Linked DNA regions of Homo sapiens: region 1 is linked to region 2. A link is a loop called in an ENCODE intact Hi-C map of the cell type or tissue named here. Cell type or tissue: psoas muscle. All regions are shown on one strand. Each heading gives the region's core, and the rest is flanking DNA. Links, peaks and the distances in the headings are about the cores only.

The links. Hi-C counts contacts between places; a loop is a spot of excess contacts. Peaks named below come from ENCODE experiments on the same cell type or tissue, not always from the same donor. Only the 100,000 strongest peaks of a DNase experiment are listed, where the experiment ranks them.
Region 1: a loop joins it to region 2, with 6 times the contacts of the local background. A loop is called at or near these places in 99 of 110 quality-filtered maps.

The regions. Positions count from the first base shown.
Region 1 is chr4:185,637,065-185,642,500 of GRCh38, reverse strand. SORBS2 (sorbin and SH3 domain containing 2) reads left to right here. Exons shown (of 27, transcript NM_001395207.1): 14 at 3,466-3,624; 15 at 4,339-4,422. Among named protein-coding and RNA genes, the nearest start is that of SORBS2-AS1, 52 kb to the right of the region's middle. RefSeq lists an enhancer at 3,492-4,131. In psoas muscle, for the core only: a CTCF peak has its summit at 1,487 (motif pointing left); a DNase peak (open chromatin) is centred at 3,340; H3K4me3 peaks cover 534 bases.
Region 2 is chr4:186,035,354-186,040,789 of GRCh38, reverse strand. No RefSeq gene overlaps it. Among named protein-coding and RNA genes, the nearest start is that of TLR3, 31 kb to the left of the region's middle. In psoas muscle, for the core only: a CTCF peak has its summit at 2,438 (motif pointing right); no DNase peak of the experiment used is centred there.

The DNA of each region.
Region 1 (5,436 bases), core at 931-4,930, 400 kb after region 2:
CATAAAAACTCTGCTGGGATTATATTACTAAAACCTTTATATCCCATTGCATTGGATATGTTTGTAGGTGAGTAATGTTAAATTTAAAAAAAAAAATTAATAAAGCATTTGTTTAGGACCTCTGTATGCTTGATAAAGTAAAAAAAAAATATATGAAAATGTTACCCTAACCTACAATAACTAAACTTGAACATAATGATAAAAGCAGAAGAAAATAGTCATTGAAAACACTGTAGCAGAGTTGAAATGCAACTTAAACCCTTAATGAACTTAAGCTTCTTTATCAATAAAGATTGTCAGTCAATACTTAACTATAAAAATTTAAGGAGTTTCATCTGATGACCATTAAGAATTATCCCAACTAATAATGTATATAGCATTTATTGTGAAACCACAATAAATATAAAACACGGTAGTCAATGTCATTAAAACTTAAAATGGAATGAGCGTAATTTGAAAAACAAAATAGCCCTGGCACTTCTTTTTGTTTAGAACAACGTATAGAAAGCACATGCCTCACTGAGAATACTTAGTGGAATCTCGATAACCACAAAAGCAATTAAATGCTTTTAAATTATAGAAAACACTAAAATTTTTAAAGTTGTTCACCCTTGGTAGCTTTTAAGTAAGGATCACTTGTGATTTATAGTTGTAGCTTTTCTTGAACACGTCCTCTTGCACTGATGACTAACAAAGTTAGTTTTAAACGGAGGTTTGCTGGTGGGTTTTTTTTTTTTTTTAATGAAAAGAAACAACAACAAAAAAATCACACCAAGGCTAGAAAGATGCATATCAGTATCTTTGCTCTTTTGCCTTTTATGAGCAATTAGAGTAAACCATAATCATACCTCCTAAATGAGTTTCTGAGTGTTAATATTAGTGCTGTACTCAAAGGAATGTCCATGTTCCACATGGAAAGTGTTAAATTACTGAGATTAGTGATTTGTGTGTATATCCATCTGTTGACTGACCATCTGTATGTGTGTCACTGACTGTTGCGAGGCTTCTGTGTTCCTTAGCAGTGCCTCCAGGTCACCATAGGACATTTAATTATTGCATGACTTAAAAGATTCAATACGGCAACCACAGCAAAGAGAAAATTCTAGTTCTGCCACTAACACTTCCTTTAACACAACTCTGCTCAAACATGTGCCTTTCATTGCATTCCAAAGTTATCGATAATTACCAGCTATCATTGTTTTGGGTGTTTTCTCTGCTAATTTCTATTGGCATGCATTCTAGATAGTTGCCCATTGTAACTATAAATTGACTATTTAAATAAACAAAAGCATAATTCATGGAAAACTGCCATTCTAAGGTATGATGCAAGATGGTAGATATTCTGCTTCCTTTTCCATATTCTATCATAGAGATGCATTACTATAAATCAGGACTTGGTATATCCATTTGTTACATATTTTCTTAATGTGGGAGTCAAAGTGAAGCTACATAGCTAACAAGTCTTATTCATTTAGTAAGTTGGCTGCCCTCTGCTGTTCATAATGTTTCTTAAACAGATTCGTTTCCTCTAAGAGAAGTTTCTATCTCCCCTTGGCAAAACAAAATACTATTCTTGAAAACAGAAGTTATAATAATTAATGATATCATTCAGTGTGTAACATTAGAAACTATGAAGTTTAAAAGAGTCAGAGGTTAGTTTTCCTGTAGAAGAAATAGTATGTCTCTCTAAACAGAAGAGAAATTACTGGAAATTCTCTCTCCTGTCAGTTACCCTAAAAACCAGCTCCAGCAAAGCCATTTCACGAACAATTATGCATCTATAATGATCTAAATAATAATTGGAGAAAAATAGTATTTTATGGACATTAAAATCTCAATTAATACTATTGCAACTATTGAATCAAATATAAATTGAATTAAATTTTTAAATTCAACAGAAAATAGCAAATTGGTTACTAGAATATTTTGTCTCTACCAATTTCACTATTACTTCTGAGGTGTAAACCAAATATAATACTGGCATAAAGAAGGAAAAATATCTCAAGATTTCTAGGCATTTTCCTATGTCTAATAGTAGGATGTTCTCTCTGAATTTATTTATTACAAAAATAACATTACAACAATAAAGCAAAATAATATTTAAAAGAAAGAAAAAACAAACAGTCGCAATACCAGAACACCATTGTAGTCGTTTGTGTATGTGTGACTTCTTTACTGTGTTCATGCAGAGACAAGCTTTGTAATACCTTTGTAACTACTGTACAGGTGCGTGGTTAGATTCCGTTTTGACTGCTTGGTATCTCATTGTAAGCATTTCCCAGGGACACTACACAGTCTTTATAATTATGATCACTACATCTTTTGGATAACTTAGGCTTTTGCACTATTTTGTCACGATGCCTCAAACTTTTCTATCATTGTCTGTAATTACTCCTATAATCTTTTATTATAAAATATTGAAACAAAGTCACATCACTAAAAACACTGTGAGTATAATTTATTAGTAAGTGTAGACTGTGTATCATTAGCAAAACTTGTAAATGCAACGAGTCAATAAAACAGTAGAACAATGTCAAAATCATGGCTTTTGTTGGAATATGGAACATTTCAAGCTCCCAGCACTGCGAAGGTTACATAGCATTTTTTTCACAACCAAGATGTCGCTATTCAGTTTAAGTCCCTGAGTTTCTTTAAGAATTGTAAGCAAATGATATTGAATTGTTCTGAAGCAGTGAGCACTTAATAGTCCTCCTAGAATATGTCTTGGGAGTCACAGCTCCTCTCCTAGCCAGAGTGAATGGCTTTTAGGGAACCATATAATTTTTCTTAGAATTTTTTTTCTGACTTAAGATACTGTACTCTTCAATTGTACCACATTTAATTAGTGTCATATAGTAATTATCAAAGAAGTAATAACTTGTATATAGTACTTTAAGCTCTTAGATTTACTACAAAATCAGCAGCCTAAATCAATCTAGTCAGCCATGTATTATTTGAAAATATTAAGGACACTGCTGGGTAAGGTAAACACTCTACATCTGTTTTCTATTACTAGAATAATTGTATGTATTTTCTCCAACTGTTTATATTAACACTGCTAGTTTTTTCATCTTAAAAACAACATTCAGAAACCTCTGCAGGGAAGCAGGTCAATTATAAAACTGGCTTTTTCTCTAAATTAGAACATCGAGGAAACCAAGATGGGATTTTACCCCAGGCTCCCTCCCCTTCCCCGCCATCCACGGTATTGTGAAGAACCAGATCCCCTTCTCAGCTCAGAGCAGGCAGCCGGGAGGTGAATCCTGGGGATCCACTCCTGGTGGGCAGGGCTTCGCAGCGGCCCGGATCGCTCCCGAGGCGTCTGGGTCCCTAGGGACACTTCGCCGTCCGGAGGCCTCTCCCCTCCCGGCCTAACGCAGGCACAGCGCGCTGCCAGGGTGTCCTCGCGGTTCCGCCCAGAGCCTCCATCTAATGAACCAGTTTCTGCACCCCTCTTTCTTGCAGCCCCCTCTCCCAACAACTCCGACACCTGTTCCAAGGGAACCTGGCCGGAAGCCTCTTTCTAGCTCCCGACTCGGAGAAGTCACTGGTAGCCCCTCCCCTCCGCCCCGGAGTGGCGCCCCCACACCAAGCTCGCGCGCCCCGGCTCTGTCTCCCACCCGGGTGAGCTCCTTCCTTCCTTACCTTTCTTCATGCCCGGCAGAGGTGCAGGTGCAGCCCTTGCTTGCTCAGAGCCTGGCGACTCCCACTCCCCCGGGTCCCGCTCGCACCCATCCAGGCCCCAGAATCTTCTCATCCACAGGCCCCTGAGAGCCCCCCAATGCCCTGTCCCCCTCCCCCCAGCTCGCCTGTCTTCCCACCCCTCCCGCACCCTTCCCCATCCCAGGCTTACCACCTGCCTGCACCCGAGTGAATTGTCTGCAGACTGCGGGCTCCCATGCTGGGACTGCTAGCCACCAATGAGGGCAGGGACGATGAAGTGACTCGCCCAAAAGAGCTATTTGGTGACTGGGTTGAGCCTATTCCAAACATCAGGCGTGCCAGCCAGACCCAGTCTCGCTGCCGCAGAGAGTGGTCCATAGTTCATGCCTCAAGCGTAAGTGGATCAACTCAAGCAAGAGTTGCCCACAACTTATGCCAATCAGAAACGATGGACGCAGGAAACAGCTAGGGACCCCCTGCCATGGAGCTCGCCTTCACATCCTCATGCTACTCGTTTTACTTTACTTCCTCCGTTCTCTCCTGCTGAGGTTCGTGGGGTGAGAGTTGATGCATGTTTGCGTGTCAATGCGCGCGTGAGTTTTTCATGCCACACAGCGTTTCCCTCACTTTGCTCAGTGTGCCTTTTCCTTCCCTTTTCCTTCACATCTGCTCTAGACTGATCGCATAAATCCAGATGACATAGATTTAGAAAATGAGCCCTGGTATAAATTCTTTTCAGAACTGGAGTTTGGACGCCCGGTAAGTGAGGCTAGACTATTAATATAAGAAAACTAGGAGTATACTGTTTGATTTCTAAAATACAATTATCAGTAGACGTGGGTGTCATTCAGAGAACAAAGGCCGAATGCATAATGTATACACACACTTGGTACAGCGTAGTCCAGATTCATTTCTGTACCAAATGGTCAAATGTGCTCAGACATTTCCTATGTGGTTTGTAGGTCATTCATTAAGATTTCTTTACATCTAATTCATTACAAGTTCAAAATCTTGAGGTAGTTTCTGTGATGGAATATTCAGACAATTATTACAGCTGTATAGAAGATTTGTATTTGTTTACAGTCTATTTGGTCTAGTTCAAGCAGAAGAGCACCTTGACATTGAGTCCTGTTTGCTGAGCAAACATCAGGCACCTGGAGAGTGCGGGCTTCTGTCTTCATTATCTCCTCGAGGCCTCCTGATGTCCCGCCAAGAAGAAGAAAATGGGGACTGGAGGGGTTAAGTAATGTGCACAAAATAGTAAATGGCAGAGTAAGAAGTTAAACGCAGAGCCTGTTAAAGAAAAATGAAAATCTCTGGGCAGTTCTCACTATAATATACTGCCAGAGTAATCCCACTACAAAATACAGTCACGTGTTGCTTAAGGATGTGGACGGGTTCTGAGAAATGTGTCATCAGGTGGACTTGCCATTGTGCAAACATCGCAGAGTACTTACACAAACCCAGATGCTAGAGCCTGCTACACGCCTAGGCTGTGTGCTATGGCCCGTTGCTCCTGGGCTACAAACCTGTACAGCAGGTTCCTGCACTCCATACTGTAGGCAACTGTAATGCAATGGTAGGTATTTGTGTACCTAAACATATCTAAACATAGAAAAGGCATGGTAAAAATACAGTCTTATAATCCCATAGGACCACCATCATATATAGGTGCATCGTTGACGGAAACGTCATTATGCAACACATGACTGTACCTAGTTTACCATTAGGGATATAAGGAAAGAAAAAAATCAGGAAGTCCTGTGGATCTTA
Region 2 (5,436 bases), core at 757-4,756:
TGGGAGACTGAGGCGGGTGGATCACGAGGTCAGGAGTTCAAGATCATCCTGGCCAACATGGTGAAACCCCGTCTCTACTAAAAATACAAAAATTAGCTTGGCGTGGTGGTGGGCACCTGTAGTCCCAGCTACTCAGGAGGCTGAAGCAGGAAAATCGCTTGAATCCGGGAGGCAGAGGTTGCAGTGAGACGAGATTGCGCCACAGCACTCCAGCCTGGAGACAGAGCGAGACTTCGTCTCAAACAAACAAACAAACAAACATAAAAACCGAAACCTTCTTGACTTCAGCTGGTGCAGTGAAACACCAGTATGCCAATAAGAACGCTCCCGGGAAGCTGGCCACTGCACTGCCTCTCCTGTTGCACTTTCAGCTTTTGGACGTGCAAATTATATCCACCGACATCCCCCAACTTCCCCCATATAAGCTCTGGAGTATTAAGGACATAAACTTTTGTTTTTGTGCTGACTTGAATTTACTAATTTATTAGTAAATTCATAATAAATTCAGCTATAAATTCCAAAAGAAGTAGATTAACATAATTAACATTTCCCTGCATTAGAGTTCTGGTAGCAAGCTTAACTACTGTGGCAATAAAACACACGTTAGCCCTAAATCAAACTATCCTGGGATACTTTGGAGAGCTGAAAAATGCCACACTGGCCACCTCCTTCATGCCTATTTAGTGTAAAAGCGTGTTTGTTTTTGTCTCAAACTGAAGAGTTGGACAACCCGGAACATGATCAATGGCTCGGCGTTTGCACAGAACAGCATCCTCCTCAGCCGGGAGCACTTCAGCCGCTTGAGTTTAAAGAGTGCTTGTGGAAAAGCCAAATACAACTAGAGAGAACATTTTCCCCAACGTCTGGTTTATGTTTTGGGAAGCTCTTGACAGGTACTAGCAGGAACAAGCTTCTTAAGAACCAGCTCAGTAGCTAAGGAAGGAGAGGGCTCGGCACCTCTCACGTTGGTGCTGAGGCTGCGGTTCGGCTGCTGCTTAACCAAGTCAGGGAGCCGAGGTTTCTGCAGGAAAGACTCATCGGCAGGGACCTGCTTCTCACGCGGTCCGTGTGCCAGCGGTGCTTGGTCCTTAGATGGAGGTCTCTGCGTCCTGGAATCTGGAAATGCTGCATGAAGTCACACTTTTCTTCCTTTGCCTCAGGATTCCAGTGTGTTCCGAGTTTTAAATGACCATTTCAGCCAGGTTGTACTTTTTGCAGCATTAAATGGTTACCTCTGGATAGATCACGCTCTTCTAATGAAAATGTCAGGAAATAGATTCAAGGTTACAAACCAAAAGAGGGCCTGCAGCTTTTAGGTTTACAGTTGGTCAAGAATTTAAAGCATTTCTGACAGAAAGAGGCAGCATTACACAGCAATGAAAAGCAGCGTTTTGTAATCAGAAAGATCGAGCTTCACACCATAGTTCTGCCTCTTGGTGACTATCTGTGACCTTGAGCAAGGTTATTCAGCTCCTTAAGCCCCAGGTTTCATATCTGAATAATGGTCGTGTCTACCTTAGGGGACTATTGTGAGGATTAAATGGAATAATGTGCGTCTACTTCTAGCATATAGTAAATACAGAGTGATCGTTATAATTAGTAACTTTCAGTGATAATTTTACTTTCCTATTTAATACATTTGATCAATATGCTTCTTATAATCAAATAGCCCTATGACAGTGTATTTTACTTAATGATTCATTTATTTTCACCAGATATAATTCCATGATTTAATATCCTTCCTTCTCTCTCTCCTTTCCTTCCTTCCTCTAGTTGTACATCAGCTTCTAAGTCCATAATGTAATTGTCAATGATCTCATGTTGCTGTTAAAGTTAACCTCTAGAAGGTTACATTCTCAGCCATGTTAGTTCTCATTGTACTAAGAGTAAAGTTTTTTGTTTTTATTTTTGAAATAGGGTCTTGCTCTGTTGCCCAGCCTGGAGTGCAATGGCGTGAGCATGGCTCGCTGCAGCCTTGACCTCCTGGGCTCAAACGATGCTCCTGGCTCAGTCTCCCTGAGTAGATGGGATGCACAACCATGCCTGGCTAATTATTTTTATTTTTTATTTTTATAGAGATAGGGTCTTACTATGCATAGGGTGGTCTTGAATTCCTGGGCTCAAGGGATCCTCCCATCTCAGCCTTTCAAAGGTCTGGGATCACAGGTATGAGCCACTGCACCCTGCTAGAGTTCTCTTCTATACCTGAACTTCCAGATGATAATAGGATCATAATTGCTGCCTTGCCCTAGATTTAGGGATTATCTTACTAACTATCGAGAAGATTCATTTGGTGCTAGGAATGCATAATCTTCTGCTTTGAAACACTTCTCACGGTTATGTAACAGGAGAGGCTAATCTTGCTATTTCTGGTTATGTAAGGCTGCCTGCAGCTCCTCTGGGCTGAGACGTCAAGAAGTGTGTCATTTCAAGACACAACACTAGATGGCGCAAAGATATCACCTTTTCCCATTTAAGTCCCGAAATTCGAAATTACTGGCAAAGCACAATTTCATTTCATAATTAGGTGATTAAATAAGCTAATTACAGATGCAAAGAATTAGACACTTGAGTGTTCCCTTTGCTCCTTCCCTTCCTCCTCGCTGTCCTCTCATTTTCCTCGCTTGTTCCTTTAGCATGCCTTGAGATTTGGGCTCTCTTGGAGGAGTAGAAAAGTCAGGGCTTTTCCTGCTGCCGAAACAGTGTAGGTAAAGGATCCACAGAGTCGATTTTCCTTCACCTGTGGAAACACTAGGGAATGGCATTGGTGTGTGCCTTCCATCGACTTTTGGGCTGCCTATCTTCCAGGTTATAGAAGGCCTTACTGGGCTTGTGGCCCTCTCTGCCCTGGTCCTTCCCATCCCCTGGCTGGGAAGCTCAGCAGAGTGCCCACAGGTCTGGATTCCAGGTGCTGCTTCCATCTGTGATTCCCGCCTGCCCTGCAGTATTGCTCCCTCTCCTAACAGCTCCATCTCTCCTATCTACATCCTGCCTAGAGGGGCACACCTGTGCATCAGCTCCCTAGTGTGTGCAATCAACAAATTGAGTGAGGTTATCTCCAGAATCACTTTCCCAGTCTAAAGAGCTTATAATTCTTTGAACCAGCTTATCCCTTTGTTCTTTTTGGGGTCCTAATTAGGGAAAAGGAGTCAGGCTGGTGGGACCGAGGGAAAGCAGAAAGAGGAAGCAGATAAGTTATGTAGGCTTGCCTTTCTTCACCAGGACCAGTCCTCCTATGAATATAACTCAATCGTCCTCTACCCACCTTCTCACCAGGCACGGGTAAGTGAGCTCCCTGTAACCCTGGTGTTATCAGTACTGCTCGTAGCCCTCTTCAGCACACAGCAGAAGCACAGTTCTATAAAATCCCCAGCCCTGCAAGACTTTGTTTCCTGGCAGTCAGCTCCTCTTCTGCTGGCCTACCTGTTGCCTTCTTGCAACATATTTTTATACTTTCTTTATTAAACCTGCCTTTCTTTACCTACAACTATCTTGATAAATTCTTACCCCCGTGCCACTGGCCCGGATAGTCACCAGTCACCCATGACATTCTTTTCCCTTCTGTTCCCTGTATGTCATGTCCCACGGCAACCTTCCACACTTTATTCTAAATAAGCACTCATTTGGTCAGTGACTAGGTTAGCAAGTGAATGAATGACCAGCTTCTGTGACCTCATCTGCCTACCTTCAACATTTCCTTTCCTGTCCTCTTCCCCACCCTGCCCCCCAATATGTGCTTTTCTTCATCATTTCACTGTCCTTCCCAGCAACTGAATTTAGAGTCTTCATTCCAGCTCCTCCTGCTCCATTCCTTCCTGCACTCTTTGCTGCTGTTCTCTGCTTGCTTCCCTGCTGTGTCATTTCAGTTGCTAGAGTTTTGTGTTTTGCTTGCCACATCAGTCTCTGGCTTATCTGCATTATATTCCTGCTCACCAAAATAGAATGACTGAGATATTGATTGAAGTGGCAGATTTGGATTCGCCTCAGCTCTGGTGTTAGGTTGTTCTTGGCTTGCTATAAAAAAAATACCTGAGACTGGGTAATTTATAAGAAAAGAGGTTTAATTGGCTCATGGTTCTGCAGGCTTTACAGGAAGCATGGTGCTGTCATCTGCTTGTCTTCTGGGCTGTCTCAGGGAGCTTTTACTCATGGTGGAAGAAAAAGAGGGAGCGGGTGGGTCACATAGCCAGAGCAGGAGCAAGAGAGAGAGTAGGGAGGAGATGCCACACACTTAACCAATCTCTCTGGAACTCACTGTCACAAGGACAGCACCAAGCCATAAGGGATCCACCCCCATGACCCAAAAACCTCCCACCAGACCCCACCTCCAACACTGGAGATTATAATTCAACCTGAGATTTGGAGGGGACAATATCCAAACTGTATCAGCTCACAAATGAGATTTGAATCTGAGTAGTAAGTTTATGACAACCAAGGTGAATTGGTAATGGGAATAGTTAGGAGTATCAGACAAACATAAGAAACAAGTTAGCTTTTTTTTTTTTTTTTTGAGATAGAGTCTTACTCTGTCACCCAGGCTGGAGTGCAATGGCATGATCTCGGCTCACTGAAACCTCTGCCTCCTGGATTCAAGCAATTCTCCTGCATCAACTTCCCCAGTAGCTGGGATTCCAGGCACCCGCCACCATGCCTTGCTAACTTTTGTGTTTTTAGTAGAGTGGGGTTTCACCATGGTGGCCAGGCTGGTCATGAACTCCTGACCTCAAGTGATCCACCCCCCTCGGCCTCCCAAAGTGCTGGGATTACAGGCATGAGCCATTGTGCCTGGCCACAAGTTAGCTTTAATTCTCTGGAGGACAGTCCATGGTCAATGGTCTCAGATGCTTGTAAAATACTTGAAGAGTTGATGCTGCTGCTCAAGCCCACCTCATCAATTCCCAGCCTTTACCAGTTGATAACTGATGGTCTGCAGAGGGATTGGGAACATCGCTCAACCTGTTCCTTATTTCTTATATCAGAGATCGGTACCACATTTCCCCTGTCATGTGCCTGACCCGATGCAATAGCTACTGAATATGTACAAAAGCATACAGACTCTGTATTTGAAAATAAGAACAAGCCCTTGATAGGTAATTGTATACTTATGAATTATCAAAAATTTACTATATGAAAAATAACAGACTTTTTTTTAACCCTGTAAAATGTTTTATAAAAATTTAATTTTAATTGTAATAACACAAATGGATGGATGTTTAGGTGCTAATTAGAAAAGTAATTGGAAATTTTTTCTGTCAAAGTATCCTCATATGTCTGAGGAAATCTTTCCCTACTTGAGGGCTGGGGAGGGAGGGAAGATACAGCAAGGGGATCGGGAATCCATGTGTGCCTCAGGCTCGATCTGTATCCTGAGGGATTGGTAATCAGTGTGTGTATCAGGTGAGATCTGTACCCTGAGGGATTAGGAATCCATGTGTG